Regions from separate parts of the Homo sapiens genome. Here region 1 is linked to region 2. A link is a loop called in an ENCODE intact Hi-C map of the cell type or tissue named here. Cell type or tissue: B cell. All regions are shown on one strand. Links, peaks and the distances in the headings refer to the core of each region. The heading gives the core; the rest is flanking DNA. Region 1 overlaps MAP4K3 (mitogen-activated protein kinase kinase kinase kinase 3). Region 2 overlaps MAP4K3-DT (MAP4K3 divergent transcript).

Region 1 (8,340 bases), core at 318-8,317, 230 kb after region 2:
AGTCTCTTCCTTTAAGGAGTTTCCATATGGTATGATTTTACCTACGCTGAATATAGGTACTTATTGTACCATATTATAATTCATTTTTAATAAAGCATAAGCTTTGGAATTCAAGTAAAGTTGAATTTAAATCCTGGATCATTGACTTACTAGATATGGGACCTTGGATAAATTATACAACCTTTCCCCATGTGTTCAGCTCTAAGGGTATTTCACCTCCAGGTTATTATTTCAGGAATTTTATTATAGTCAATCTTTAGTTTTTTTAATAGTAACAGCCACAAATATGTCCTTCCCACTTTCTTCAGTTTCATTATCTAGTAATTACTGTAAAATCTTTTAATTCTCTCACTTATTGGCAGGAAACCTAAAAACCCTTTTAGCATCATAATATTTTATATATGTGCATTCATACCATTTCTTCTGCCATACAGTGAGCACAACTTAAACCTCTACTGAGTGTCTTATTCTTAATCTGATGATAAAGAGCCTCATGGTTCTCATTCTGAAGATAGGTACTCATTGTACCATATTGTAATCCATTTTTAGTAAAGCATAAGCTTTGGAATTCAAGTACAGTTGTATCATTTACTTACTAGGTATGGGACCTTGGGTAAATTATACAGCCTCTCCACGTATATTCAGCTGTAACTGGAACCTATATACTCATCTGGCAGAGTTGTTTTGAAAATGATAAATCGTGTATGTAAAGTACCTACCACAGCACCTAGTAAGCTCTCAAGAAATAGACCTTTTGTCATCATTATTGGGCATGATAAATTGAACTCTGCCTTGTAGTGTACTCTAAAATATCCTATGTTAAATACATTCAGACAGTTAATTTAGAATTCCAGTTAATTGGGTGCTGGTAAAATAAGTTGTATTGTGTTTCATAAAATCATGACTAAAATTAAGGCAAGTCTATAGATCACTATAGAACATTAACTAAATTTTTGAAACATTTCAGTGTACTGCCCACAACTCTTATTTTGAAAAGTTTTTGAAATCCTTAATTCACAGCCATACTTAATAGTTGATTTCTGTTTGTGTAGTAGTCATCCCTATGGTCTTTCAGAACTTGGCAGTTAATCCTCCTGGGTTTTGACTAGTTCAGTGTTTTAACCCCTAAGTTAGCTTTGGGAGCTAGGACACAAGTTCACAAGTGTGGACAGGAACATTAAACTTTCTGCCAGCCGAAATCTGTCAGGAGCTTGGTTCAGATTTTTTTTAACTCTAAAAAGCGCTTTGGTTCAAAGCAGATTCGTTAAGAGTGTGGGGAGTTTTTGTTTTGTTTTATTTTAAGCTGCATTAAACTCCAATGTATATGAAAGGGGCATTTTTATAATTGTAAGTTATAATGTAAAACTTTTCCTAATGTAAAGTTAGTCAAGGGTACAATGAGGTGTTTTAACCAGAAAATCGTAATCAGAATATTCTAGATTGCCATTGTAGTCGTTCAGTGTTTCAACATCTGAATAAATTCTGTGTCATTGTTTAGCTGTCACAGTGTGAAAAACGTTTTGATTCACAAAGACAAGTACTTAAAAAGAGGTAACAGTTTTTGACAGCTTACCTTGCACACTCTGAATAATGTTCATTTAAATTGATACAGCCTGTAGTTCCAGCTACCTGGGAGGCTGAGGCAGGAGAATTGCCTGAACCCAAGAGGCAGAGGTTGCGGTGACCCAAGATTGAGCCACTGCACTCCATCCTGGGCAACAGAGTGAGACCCTGTCTCCAAAAAAAAAAAAAAAAAAAAAGACCTGAGCAAAAATCTAAGCTTCAGATTTCTATGCTGTAACCTACCTCTTTATTGGAGGGACTGAATGACACAGATGTCTAAAATGCATGGCACATAGTAAGGACTCAGTAAATGAAGCTAAAATTATAGCTTTTCATAAATAGGTCAATATATAAAATGTATTAAGGGTTAAAATTACAGTACTACGATATTATATTTTTTAATATTATATTTATGCTTATCATTCAGTTGCCAATTGTGTGGTTACAAGAACATCCATCAGGAAAATTGTTCTGAGCTTGTTTGGAATTGCACTGAACATCACACATGTGCTGTACAATTTTATATAAAATTGTACAACTCTAAAAAAAAAAAAAGACTTGTACAGAGCACTGGCATCTATCTAATCTTTGGCAAATTTACACATTTAAGTTTAAGTGGCTCATGCCTGTAATCCCAGCACTTAAGGAGGCTGCACTTTTGGCAGATTACTTGAGCCTCAGGAATTTGAGACCAGCCTGGGCAACATGGTGAAATCTGTCTCTTTCTTCTAAAAATTATTTTTTTAAAAAAAAGAGTTTAGATGTTTGTAGAAGTCAGGCACGGTGGATCAATTGAGGTCAGGAGTTCGAGACCAACCTGGCCAACATGTCGAAACCCCGTCTCTACTAAAAGTACAAAAATTAGTTGGGTGTGGTGGCTGATGCCTGTAATCACAGCTATTTGAGAAGCTGAGGCAGGAGAATCACTTGAACCTGGGAGGCAGAGGTTGCAGTGAACTGAGGTCAAGCCACTGCACTCCAGCCTGGGCGACAGAGCGAGACTCCGTCTCAAAAAAAAAAAAAAAAAAAAAAATAGAAAAAATCTTTAGCCGGGCACAGTGGCTCACACCTGTAATCCCAGCACTTTGGGAGTCCGAGGCGGACGGATCACCTGAGCTCAGGAGTCCGAGACCAGCTTGGGCAAAGTGGCACAACCCCGTCTCTACTAAAAATACAAAAATTAGCTGAGCATGATGGCAGGCACCTGTAGTCCCAGCTATTTGGCATTCTGAGACAGGAGGATTGCTTGAACCTGGGAGGCGGAGGTTGCAGTGAGCCAAGATCACACCCTTGCACTCCAGCCTGGGCGACAGAGCGAGACCTTGTCCAAAAAATAAAATAAAATTTAATAATAAAAAGTATGTACAGAAATGGGTTTAATTTGAGGTTTTTACAATTTGATGCACCAACAACCTTTATTATATTACATTTTAAAAGACATTTGAGTGTATGTGTAGTTTTTAAATTGTAGTTTTTAAAAAAATTCAGAATTGATTTTTATCTATTAAATTCGAGTCAGATGTTTGCAAAACACCTATAGCACCTTTGCAGAACATCTGTATCCCACTTTTCCTGAGTAGAGAAACAAAGATTTCTAAAAAAGAAATTCTTCACAAATTTTTATAATAAGACAGCTTTTTACAGTACATGTAAATGTATTACATGTACTAAAAATAGCTCTCTCCAGTTTTTGGCTTTTCATTTTCTCAATGATATCTTTTGGTAAACCAAAGTTACTAATTCAGTAATTGACTGCCACCTGTAGTTTGAGGTGCTAAGGTTGAATCAGTGGGGGCAAAAAAGCCAATTAAAATGTAACAGCATTTTCCTGTATGATTTGTTGTTTTTGTATTTCTTAAATCCCAAGGTCATATATTTCTATAGACTTCTATAGTTTGTTTTCATATTTAAACCCTTAACCCATTTGGAACTGATTGGGGGCCATGAGAAGGGGATCCAATTTATTTAATTTTTTTTTTTTTTTTTTTGGAGACCGAGTTTTGCTCTTCTGTTGTTGCCCAGGCTGGAGTGCAATGGTGTGCTCTCGGCTCACCACATCCTCCACCTCCTGGGTTCAAGCGATTCTCCTGCCTCAGCCTCCTGAGTAGCTGGGATTACAGGCATACACCACCATGCCTGGCTAATTTTTTTGTATTTTTAGTAGAGACGGGGTTTTATTATGTTGGCCAGGCTGGTCTCGAAGTCTTGACCTTGTGATCCGCCCACCTCGGCCTCCCAAAGTGCTGGGATTACAGGCAACGTGCCATGGCACCCGGCCTTTTTATTCTAATTTTAATAGATGAGCTAGTATGTCAGCACCAGTTTTGAACTCATCCTTTGTGCACTGATCTATAACAGTAGCTTTTTCATATACTAAGTTTGCCTACATATATTACGTACTCACTTTTATTTACATTTAGGAAATTTTCTGTATCAGCAAAAATCCCTGAAACCAAATGGTGCCAGAAGTGTTGTGTTGGTAAGTAAACTGTCCAATAGCATATAGCTCTCTGAGACTCCTCCTAAAATCTGGCATAAAACAGTACTACCCCAGGGCATTCTGCCAGCAATACTTTATTTTTCCTGCTTAAGTAGAACAAATTTCTTGGCTGTTTCATCTCTGTGTAGACTAAGCCTAATACATAGTACCTTGCAAATAATTTATTTGCAAATAAATGTTTATTAGCAAATAAATTATTTGCTAAACAAATAATTTATTGCCTAGGTAAATGGAGAAAGTTGTATGACTTTTTTTTTTTTACCACATTTTATCACACCCTGTTTTCCAAGGGTCCTGTTACGTACCATTCACCATTCTGCTTAGCAATGGCTTGTGAGATGGCATTTATTCCTTCAGCATGTATTTTTATGTTCACCTTCCTCTCACCTAAATTCCTCCCCCACCCCAATAACAATTAGTTGTTCTATTTGCATGTAGCCAGAGCAAAAAATGATTTCTTTCCCTTAAGTTACTATTATTATAAAAGGGACGATAAACACATGAGTCATTATACCACAAGTATAGTGTGGAAAGGACTCTAAACATAGGCTCACTGAAGAAGGTGGCATTTGGGCCAGGCCTCAAAATAAGGCAGATTCAGATTTGAACTGAATAGATGGAGAGTCATTTCAAACAGAAGAAATGACATAACATGTGGAGGCAAAAAAAAAATCATAAAGGTTACATAATAAATGCTGACTATTCGCTTAGCTGGATACAGATGATAGAAAGGAGAGTGGCAGATGAGTGTGAGCCATTGGCCTTGTGTGAGCATGTACTTATTACTGTGCAACAAGTAAGGAAGGAAGTCTTGTGCTAGAGCAGTAGCAGTGCAAATAGCAGGGAAGGAGTATCTGGGTGTGAAGGGAAAAGATGTCAGAGATGACTGAGGCCTCAAACCCAAAAGACTGGCAGAAGGGCAAGTGTTAACAGGAAGCGAGAACAGCTGGTTTAGAGCAAAAGAGGATGACAAGGTTGGGTTTAGACATGGTGGTTGAGTCTCTGTTAGAACTGCAGCAAATTTACTTGACTCTACCTGAGGACAAAGGGGCAGGTTTTTAGGAAAAGTTAATTATAGGAAAGAATTTCCTATATAGACTTCTCTGTTTTCTTTGGCGGGACAGTTTTGCTGTTCTCCTCCTCTGCCATTTAAATATTTCAAATCTATTTGAAGTGTGTGAACTTTACTGCTGTTCCCCTTTTCACAGTTCAGTTTTTTTATCTTTATTCCAAATATATTTACTTCACATATATTTACTTTACTTCTTCTGGTTTATAACCAGAAGAAAATTTCAAAATCTGAGGTAATTCAATTTTATTATTTGTAAACCAGTATTTTAAGGTTCGATTAATATCTGTGATGTTTTCTAGTGACCATAAGAATTGAATCAAAAGGGGGAAGATAGACAAGTGTTTTATTTTCAGAAACAAAACATTATTGCCTCTGAACATTACCACCAAAAGCACCTTGTGAACCACCCGAATGTGTTGTATCTTAGGAGTCTGACAACTTCTTCCCAAATTTACTTTGACCCTTTTATCAGAATGTTGCCACCTCAGGTAATTTTCCTACCATCATAAGACGAAAAGTCCTTCCTCTTACCCCACAGCCTCATTATAACCAGCAGTTTCATTTGTGCATACAAATAAAAATCCTGCAAGTTAAGAGGGCATTTCCTGCTATTACCTGAAACAGTATTTTTTTCACCCAGCCCTCTAATTAAGAAACTGAACTGGCAACCAGCTTTTGATTTTGTTTTATGTTTAGTTTGTTTAGTTTTGTTTGTTTTTTTGAGCATGCAATTATTGTCATAATGACTTTGTTTTATAAGAGAACTCATTTATATTTTTGCTTTGACAGTAAGAAATCCTTACACGGGCCATAAATACCTATGTGGAGCACTTCAGACTAGCATTGTTCTATTAGAATGGGTTGAACCAATGCAGAAATTTATGTTAATTAAGGTAAGCATAAAAGTCAGACTATCTTATTCTTACTATAAAAGCTTGTCAACCTTACTGTTCTTTAAAGAAACATTTTTTTCAGTTAATTTTCAAGTTAATTTAGTGATTTTAGATAATGTGGCAGGGTTGTAAAAATCTGCCCAGTTGTAAGCAACTTAATTGGCCTAGTAAAAGTTTTATAAGAGACTAGAGAAATAATGCAAGGGTATGGCGGTGGGGAGCTGGAAATAGTGTCTCACATACAGAGCCTGATGGCAGAAACAGGAAGTACTAAAAGATCAGTGAAATATTTTGAATACACTCTCTGGTTGACCTCCATCACAGCTGAAAACAACATACAGGTTGCAGTTTGGCCTAGGAGAACTAGGGGTAACCATAATGACAGGGAAACAAGTTGTTTTTAGTTATATACCCACCCATTAATTTACCTAGGCCTTTCCACAGATTTTTTTTATAGAATCATTTAATTAATGAATAATTTTTAAAATATTTACTGTTACTCATCTGTAACTTACATTTAAGGAAAAACTAACTTTTAAAATGTGTGAAGTACAGGCTCAGTTAATTACATCAAGGAAATACCAAATGAATTTTAAAAGTCATTTTCCATGCTATTATATATGGACTGAGTGGTCTTATTTCATGTGCATTTGATCTCAGTAGAAATTAGAGTCGGAATATAGCTGGAGTGGGGTTCTTCCTAAATTTTATAGTATTAAGATGTTTAAAGTATTGACTCCCTGTTGTTTAAAATCCTGTAAGTGACTAAGAAATCTAGTTTTCGTTTTCATATCAGTTTTACCCTCGAGATTCACTAGGGCTAAACAGATGAAAATATAGTTTCAAGAATTTGAAACCTATTGAAGTATTAATTTCACAGGTAAATGCACTGAAACAAAAATTATTTAAACTGAAAGCTCAGGGGAAAATAGCCTTATAAGTTGTCTAAAGCAGAACTACTGAATACAGCCCATTTATGGCAAACATTGTTTTGTTCTCAGCTCCTCTTTATTCTTGTTTATTTGACAAAAGAATGCTCTATCCAAGATGGAATGGTAAAGTCTACACAGTTTGATTTTTCATCAACCTCTTCCTTTCCTATCTTTTTCCTTTCTTTCTTCAGGCTATTTTAAATATGTCCCTCCTATTATTTTCATTCCTAACCTCTATCAAAATGAAAATGTTTCATCATATCAGTTATTCTTGTATACTGATATACTGATTAACCTGGTATGAATGAATTTTATGTGTTATCTAATATGGTAAACCATTTATGCTAATATATAATGAAAGATGCTTTTCTCTGTTAGAGGAATTGTCCATGTCAAGAGCATGCAGGAGGGAATATATACTTTGAAGACATAGGACGCTTAAAAATTACCCATCCATGGCTTCTCTTTTCCGGGTAGATGGTACCAGGGTGCTTGGCCTGGCTCTAATGAGGCCTCTTACCAGCATTCTGAGATAGTGAACCTGTAGTACAATACTACTTGCAGGTCTCCCTCAAGATTTTAATCACTCTTCTCCCTTTTCTTAAACTCTCTGAGCTATAATGTTTGCCTGCCTTCCTTAATCTTAACCTAGCTTTCCTTTCCGTGTCTCTCTGCGTCAAGACTTCTATATGGGCCGGGCGCGGTGGCTCACGCTTGTAATCCCAGCACTTTGGGAGGCCGAGGCGGGCGGATCACGAGGTCAGGAGATCGAGACCATCCTGGCTAACACGGTGAAACCCCGTCTCTACTAAAAATACAAAAAAAAAAAAAATAGCCGGGCGTGATGGTGGGCGCCTGTAGTCCCAGCTACTCGGGAGGCTGAGGCAGGAGAATGGCCTGAACCCGGGAGGCGGAGCTTGCAGTGAGCCGAGATTGCGCCACTGCACTCCCGCCTGGGCCACAGAGCGAGACTCCGTCTCAAAAAAAAAAAAAAAAAACTTCTATATGTATATTTTGTCTCCATATTTAACATTATTTCTATCAGTATTTATGATGTTTCTATACTATAACCCTTAATCAGATGTATTCAAAAACATTGTTACGCTTTCTATATTCTTGTTTCCTCCTAATGACATTTCTGACAGTTTTTGCATCATTAGACTGCTTTTATTTTTTTTTGAGATGGAGTCTGGTTCTGTTGGCCAGGCTGGAGTGCAGTGGCATGATCTCAGCTCACTGCACCCTCAGCCTCCCAGGATCAAGCAGTTCTCTGCCTCAGCCTCCCGAGTAGCTGGGATTACAGACACCCAGCTAATTTTTGTATTTTTAGTAGAGATGGGGTTTCACCATCTTGGCTAGGCTGGTCTCGAACTCCTGACC
Region 2 (8,340 bases), core at 288-8,287:
CACCAATCTCAAAACAAACAAAAAGCCTTCTCAAGTAAAAAAATAAGCAAATACTGTTACTACTCCAGCTACTCAACAGTGCTCCCTGTAGATGAAATACTACAGAGTGTTTGCTATTTACAGGAAATTGGAGGTGGGGTGGTTACTGGAAAGTGGGTTGGCAGAGATTGGTGGTTATGTGATTTAATCCTGAAATAGACTGGTTATGAGAATCAATGTCTTCAAATTTCAAATACTGTCTTGCTTTTGCTTTTGTATATATATACACACATATATACATATAAATATATATACACACACACACACAAAAGCAAAAGCAAAACAGTTATTAGCTATCCTTCCTAGAGATAGCTAGCAAGGACAGCTAATCAACTCTTTCAACATTTCAAGATTAAAGGATGAGGATACCACCTGGGTTTTAATACGGAGATGGCTCAAGCCCTTTCCACTGCCATGTAAAAGATTTTTAGATCACATGTGTTGATCATTACAGTGATGAGATGGTATTAAAATGCTTGACAAATTGGTCTCCATGGCAGTGCTTGTAGTCCCAGCTACTCAGAGAGGCTGAGGCAGGAGGATAAAGTGAGCCCAGGAGTTCGAGTCCAGCCTGGGCAGCAAAGCGAGCTCCTGTCTCTAAAACAAAATACAGACTTGACAAACACCTACTGAAGGCAATATGATCATTACTTACAGAAAGGACAGGATCAGAGCTAGGAGAGTGAAGGACTAGATTTATGAAGCTTCAGTCCCTTCTTTACGGGCACTGAAGAGAAACAGTTCAAGTCCTCCAGTTGTCCCATAGGCTTTGTCATATAAGAATGGATAATTTGCTACAAGCTCGAAATGGCAAAACCAATTACCTAATGTTGCTACTGTACTGACTAATCATCTTACTCATGAAACTATCTACACCTTGCAGAGAACTTTAAGAAAACCACTGGGCATGGTGGGTCGTGCCTATAATCTCAGAATTTTGGAAGACCAAGGTGGGGGCATCCCTTGAAGCCAGGAGTTTGAGACCAGCCTAGGCAACACAGCAAGATACTGTCTCTACATAAAACAAAAAATAAGAAAAGTTAGCCAGGCATGGTGGCTATGCCTGTAGTCCTAGCTACTTGGGAGGCTGAGGCAGGAGGATCCTTGCAGTGAGCACTCCAGCCTGGGTGATGGAGCGAGACCCTGTCTCAAGAAAGAAAGAAAGAAGGGAAGAAAGGAAGAAAGGAAGGAAGGAAGGAAGAAAGGAAGAAAGGAAGGAAGGAAGAAGGAAGGAAGGAAGAAAAAGAAAGAAAGAAAGAAAGAAAGAAAGAAAGAAAGAAAGAAAGAAAGAAAGAAAGAAAAACCTTGCAGTATACATTTTCATAAGCCCAAAAGTTACTTCCTTCCATTTATTGCAAGGCTATAAGAACCCAAATGTCTGCCTGTTATGATTTTAACCAGCACTTTTCTACAAGTGAGTATGTTCAAGAACCCCTAAAAAGACTGTAATAATCAGATATCAAGCACCTATATGAGGTAGCAGGAGGAAGAAAGAGGCAGTACAAACAACAATCCACACATAATCCAGTAATGCAAGCTCTGAAATTCCAACACTTCATTTCAACTGCTTCCCCCAAAATTCCATACCATGTTCTTGCTTTTGGATAAAGTCAGTGACAAGAAACGAGATGGTCATACAGCAGCAGCAAAAATATAATCAGGAAATATAATGACTTTGTAATATCCCTGTGCGAAAGAAATAAACCTGAGTAGTGAGAGGAACATGGGTCTTGGATTAGGATATAGAACAATGTTTAAACCCTGGTTGGCCAGGTATAAGCTATGTAATAACCTTGGGCAATTCACCTAATTCCTCTGAGTCTTAATTTCCTCATTTCTTATATGTGGTAATTGTGCCTAATTGAGAAGATGCACAATAGAAATTCAATAGTAGCTCTAATTACCATGCAACAACCTTCCTGGTCCACTGTGTGGGTTTCTTTCAGGCTGTGAGTAAGTGGACATGGATTTCTGTAGCTAGTCTCTGCCAGAGGATATGAGTATTTCAAGAAGCAGGAAGGGCTGGAGGTGTGTGAAGGCTCCCCCGCTCCTGCACTTCATTTGTACACTCTCATCATCACTGGAGGAGTCTCCTGGCTGCAGTTGAGCCTTCGATGAGATGATTTGCATCACTCACATTCCAAGCTGGGTGGGGGAAGCCCAGACATTCTCGCTCTGCCCCTCAACCAGCTTGGTGCCAGATTTCCTCTCGCTTCACCCCCCCAGGAGGTCATCTAGGGAGCAGGCATCACACAGTAGCAACAGGCCTTGCGGATGATGACATCATAGGCTATTTTGCCCACTCTGTTTATCTCGCACTGAGAGGCAGGAGAGCACAGTAAGGAGCACAGGTTTTTTGGTTTGGTTTTGTGGGTTTTGTGGGGGTTTTTTGTTTTTTGTTTTTTTTTTTTTTTTTGAGATAGACTATCACTCTGTCACCCAGGCTGGAGTGCAGTGGCACGATCTCAGCTCACTGCAACCTCCACCTCCGGGATTCAGGTGATTCTCGTGCCTCAGCCTCCCAAGTAGCTGGGATTACAGGAGCACACCACCATGACTGGCTAATATTTGCATTTTTAATAGAAACAGGGTTTTGCCATATTGGCCAGGCTGGTCTCAAACTCCTGACCTCAAGTGATCCTCCTGCCTTGGCCTTGCAAAGTGCTGTGATTACAGGCGTGAGCCACTGCACCTGGCAAAGAGCACAGGTTTTGAAGTCAAACAGACCTATCTTCAAAGTATGTTTCTGTCCTGTGCCACATCTAAACCTTAATTCCCTAAGCTGTAAAAGATGATCAAATAGGCCAGGCACGGTGGCTCACACCTGTAATCCCAGCACTGTGGGAGGCCGAGGCGGGCAGATCACCTGAGGTCAGGAGTTCCAGACCAGCCTGGCCAACATGATGAAACCCCATCTCTATTAAAAATAAGAAAATTAGCCGGGCATGGTGACATATGCCTATAATCCCAGTTACTCCAGAGGTTGAGGCAGGAGAATCACTTGAACCCAAGAAGCGGAGGTTGCAGTGAGCCGAGATCATGCCACTGCACTTCAGCCTGGGTGACAAGACTGTCTGAAAAAAAAAAGGAAAATCAGGATTTCTAAGAGATATCTCTACTCTTACGTTCATTGCAGCATTATTCATGATAGCCAAGATATGAAAACAACCTAAATGTCCATCAACAGATGAATGGATGAAGAAAATATGGTATACATATACAACAGAATATTATGCAGCCTTCAAAACAAAAGGAAATCCTGTCATTTACAACATGAATGAACCTGAAGAACATTAAGCTAAGTAAACTAAGCGAGACACAGAAAAACAAATACTGTGTTGATTTCACTTATATGTAAAAACTAAAGTAGTCAAACTTAGAACAGCAGAGAGTGGAATGTTGGTTGCCATGAGCTGGAGGGATAGAGGAATGGGGAGATATTGGAAAAGGGTTACAGAGTTTCAGTTATCCAAATGAATGAATTCTGGAGATGTATTCTACAACGATGTGACTACAATTAGCAACACTATATTATATACTTGAAATTTGCTAAGAGGGTGGATCTTAAGTGTTCTCACCACCAAAAAATAAAAAAGAAGGGAAAGAAAGGAAGGAAGAAAGAGAGAGAGAACAAAAGAAAATGGTAACTATGTGAGGTGATGGATATGTATATGATATATATGCATATTATATATATATGATTTGATATGGATATATGCATATATATGCATAATTGAAATATGTACATATTTAAAGTGTACGACATGATTTGATATGCATATATATGCATATATATCCATATATATGCATGGATATGGATATGGATATATATGCATGGATATATATGCATATCAAATCATCATGTTGTACACTTTAAATATGTACAATTTTCAATTGTCAATTATATCTCAATATGGGAAAAAGTCTTGTCATGAAGGAGATGCTTAATAAATAGTAGTTAATGTTATTATCTTTGATTGATTTGTCTTTGAATAAATTTCTGTGGCCTAAATGAGGAAGCATATTCAAGGCATATATCCAAATATTTGTAAGAGTAGAGGAATGTTCTTAATCCAAATTATATGCACCAGTATTGCTCACTTGAGTGGAAGGAAATTATAGAATGGAGTATTAACTTCCTAATGACTAGACAAAATTAGTTGAGTAAATTACCCAATCAGTTCAGGAGAAGAAAATAAAAACCTGATTCAAAGGGTTTTTTTCCCCTCTGTGGGTTCATTTTATTGCTGCAACCCTCTAATTTGTTTTAGTTATAAAGACATGGCCATTTCATTTTCAGTTTCACCCAGGAACTAGAACTATATTTTGAAATAGGGACAACTGGATTTAGAAAATCACTTTTGTACAACTAGAACTCATTTACAGCTAGTTATTCAAATATCCAGTGACAGCATAATAAAAATTTAGGGCCTTCTTTTAATTAAACACTCCAGTTTACAATTCCCTGGAAGTAGTAACACATATTTGGAAACTGCTCTCTTTCGTGTTTTTAAAATAGCATCTAACATTAAGACAGTAATTTATTAAGAAATAACTTGCTGATCTGAAAGTGTTGATGTGATTTCAAAATGTCTTTAGAATGCATCCAACTCGATGAGACTTATATGCATGGATTTGGAGAACAAGGAGCTTATCATAGGACTTTCATAGCCCTCTCAAAATGGCAAATGAAGATAAACTGCAGAAATAGGGACTGCATGTTGCAATCAAAAGGGAACCTGCCCACAGACTGAAACAAACTTGGAAAACAAATGAACGGAAGATTAAACAGTGAAGTCTAAGTACTATCACTTCTTCCCCTATGATTAAAGCCTGACAGGCACCATGAGTCAAACTGTAAATATATACTAGTTATCATAGACCTCACTGGGTTTATGCGTCAGTAAACCACAGCTGCCTCTAATTTACCATTGAAACATGTTTTAGGGAAATGAAACTAGCCACCACCTCCTTTCATGCATGTGATATACTATTCATAACCAAGCCCTAATGACAGAAGAGAGCATTCTTAAAATAGTCTAATGGCTTTTTTGTATTCAACAATACAATCCCCCTATATTTTTTATACCTAACTCACCACATATTCAAGAATTTTCCATCATGTGCTTAACTTTAAATTTTTAAATGGTTTTCTTCACCTGAGCTGGCAGCTTTACTATTGCACTAGTCCAAACATATAGATGGGAGCGTCCTTAAATATGCAGCAAGACACACGTGATATAAATAGGAGGAATCATAGTATAGGACCACCTAATAATAATAAAGCCAATGTTTACTTAGTGCTTACTATTTACCTAACATTGTGCTAAGCACTTTTGAAGAATTATTTTGTTTAATCAGCAATTCCAACAAGACAAAATTCCAGTGTCCCAGATGATAAGACTAGCGAAACTTAAAAATCCTAATGTTAAAAAATTAAACCGCTAAGTGAAAATTAGTTTTTCATGGGTGATTTCTTGGCAATTTATAAAATTTAAGTTTTCCTAAAATTAACTGTAAACTGATACATATTAATCATACATAGCAAATGTCTACAGTCAAATTTTAAGCTATTTCTCTGCTTTATTAGCCATTTATATCAGCTTTTATACGAAACTTCCTTTTCATAGGTGCAATTGAAGACAAAGGATCAAAGCTTTTTCACTGGGCACGGTGGCTCATGCCTGTAATCCCAGCACTTTGGGAGGCCGAGGCGGGCAGATCACGAGGTCAGGAGATCGAGGCCATCCTGGCTAACATGGTGAAACCCTGTCTCTACTAAAAATACAAAAAATTAGCCAGGCGTGGTGGTGCACACCTGTAGTCCCAGCCACTCAGGAGGCTGAGGCAGGAGAATGGCGTGAACCCAGGAGGCAGAGGTTGCAGTAAGCCAAGATCACTGAACTCCAGCCTGGAGGACAGAGCATGAGACTGTCTCAAAAAAAGAAAAAAAAAAAGTTTTTTGTACTTTAAGCTAACTTTCATGAAACTATCCTATCATCAGAAACCCACTGCCAGTGGGCACAGTGGCTCACGCCTGTAATCCCAGCACTTTGGGAGGCTGAGGCAGGTAGTTCACTTGAGGTCAGGAGTTCAAGACTAGCCTGGCCAACATGGTGAAACCCCATCTCTACCAAAAATAAAAAAATTAGCCAGACGTGGTGGTGCGTGCCTGCAATCCCAGCTACTCGGGAGGCTGAGGCAGGAGAATCACTTGAACCTGGGTGGCAGAGGTTGCGGTGAGCTGAGATTGTGCCACTGCACTCCAGCCTGGATGACAGAGTAAGACTCCATCTCGAAAAGAAAAAAAGAAACCCCACTGCCACCTCTGAAAGATCTTCGGTGATTTGGGCCATTCATTCATTCCTCAGACTTAACCACCAACTGCACACCACACCCTGGGGATACGAATAAGACATGAACTCCACCTTCAAAACACATTCAGCCTGCTGAGAGAGATATAAACAAACCACAGCAAATATAATGCACAATATCATATAACAGAGGTAGAGAGAATGGAGGTCAAAAGGAGAAAGTAATTGAAAAAAAGGCAATTTTTGGAAGGCTTCACAGAAGCAGTGACACTAAAGGTAGCATCTTTTTTTTTTTTTTTTTTTTTTTTTGTGAGGCAGCGTTTCACTCTCTTGCCCAGGCTGGAGTGCAGTGACCCAATCTCAGCTCACTGCAACCTCCGCCTCCCAGGTTCAAACAATTCTCCTGTCTCAGCCTCCTAAGTAGCTGGGACTACAGGTGCACGCCACCATGCCAGCTAATTTTTGTATTTTTAGTAGAGATAGGGTTTTACCATATTGGTCAAGCTGGTCTCGAATTCCTGATCTCAGGTGATCCACCCACCTTGGCCTCCCAAAGTGCTGGGATTACAGGCATGAGCCACCTCGCCCAGCCTAAAGCTAGCATCTTAAATGTAGATGAAAATCTGTGATGTTCAGTATGTTCACTCTACTTTTTTTTTCAAAAGATGAATTACCTTTTCATTAATGTTTCCCTTTTTTTTTTTTTTTTGAGCTGGAGTCTTGCTCTGTTGCCCAAGCTGGCGTACAATGGCGTGATCTCAGCTCACCGCAACCTCCGCCTCCCATGTTCACGTGATTCTCCTGCCTCAGTCTCCCAAGTGGCTGGGATTACAGGTGTGCACCACCACACCCAGCTAATTTTTGTACCTTTAGTAGAGACAGGGTTTCACCATGTTGGTCAGGCTGGTCTCAAACTCTTGACCTCAAGTGATCCTCCTGCCTCAGCCTCCCAAAGTGCTGGGATTACAGACATGAGCCACCATGCCCAGCCAAAAGATGAACTACCTTTTTAAAAAAGCATAGGATTGTCGCCAGGCGGAGTGGCTCATGCCTGTAATACCAGCATTTTGCGAGGCTGAGGCGGACGGATGACAAGGTCAGGACATTGAAACCATCCTGGCTAACACCGTGAAACCCTGCCTCTAGTAAAAATACAAAAAATTAGCCGGGCATGTGGCGGGCGCCTACAGTCCCAGCTATTCGGGAGGCTGAGGCAGGAGAATGGTGTGAACCCCGGAGGCAGAGCTTGCAGTGAGCCGAGATGGCGCCACTGCACTCCAGCCTTGGCGACAGTGCGAGACTCCGTCTCAAAAAGAAAAAAAAAGGCATAGGATTATGTATCTAATTTACCTACTATTCCATTACTATTTTACATCCTATTTCTGAATTTCTGTGTCTTCCGCCACTTATCTTGACTTAATTTTTTTCTTTTAAGTAACTAGTCATATTGTTGCACTATCCACATAAAAATTACTTCCAAAGACTTGTGATAGAACCCAGTGATGTCACACCTAGATATATAACTCTCACAAGGAGACACATACAAAAACATTTATCATGCATTGTTTGTAAGGGAAAAATAATGGAAACAATTTAAAGATCTATCAACAAAAGAATGAATAAACTGTGGTCTTTTTATACAATGAAATACTATCTAGCACTTTAAATAAACTAGAAGATGTGTATTGGCCTGACGCAGTGGCTCACACCTGTAATCCCAGCACTTTGGGAGGCTGAGGAGGGCGGATCACTTGAGACCAGAAGTTCAAGACCAGCCTGGCCAACATGGCAAAACCCATCTTTACTAAAAATACAAAAATTAGCAGAGCGTGGTGGCAAGCGCCTGTAATCCAGCTACTCGGGAGGCTGAGGCAGGAGAATCGCTTCAACCTGGGAGGCAGAGGCTGCAGTGAGCCAAGATCGTGCCACTGCACTCCAGCCTGAGAGACAGAGTGAGAATCCATCTCAAAAAAAAAAGAAAAAAAAA

What was found. A loop is a pair of places that touch in the nucleus more often than their neighbours do. Peaks named below come from ENCODE experiments on the same cell type or tissue, not always from the same donor. Only the 100,000 strongest peaks of a DNase experiment are listed, where the experiment ranks them.
Region 1: it touches region 2 in a loop (2.5-fold over the local background); 2 of 110 quality-filtered maps call a loop at or near these places.

Annotation. Positions count from the first base shown.
Region 1 is chr2:39,262,891-39,271,230 of GRCh38, reverse strand. MAP4K3 (mitogen-activated protein kinase kinase kinase kinase 3) reads left to right here. Exons shown (of 34, transcript NM_003618.4): 27 at 3,984-4,042; 28 at 5,925-6,028. Among named protein-coding and RNA genes, the nearest start is that of CDKL4, 23 kb to the right of the region's middle. In B cell, for the core only: no CTCF peak of the experiment used is centred there; DNase peaks (open chromatin) are centred at 4,940 and 6,250; H3K4me3 peaks cover 1,133 bases; H3K27ac peaks cover 2,570 bases.
Region 2 is chr2:39,488,883-39,497,222 of GRCh38, reverse strand. All of the region lies in intron 3 of MAP4K3-DT (MAP4K3 divergent transcript), which reads right to left. Among named protein-coding and RNA genes, the nearest start is that of MAP4K3-DT, 56 kb to the right of the region's middle. In B cell, for the core only: no CTCF peak of the experiment used is centred there; DNase peaks (open chromatin) are centred at 2,282, 4,362 and 4,952; H3K4me3 peaks cover 1,446 bases; H3K27ac peaks cover 1,435 bases; H3K27me3 peaks cover 1,826 bases.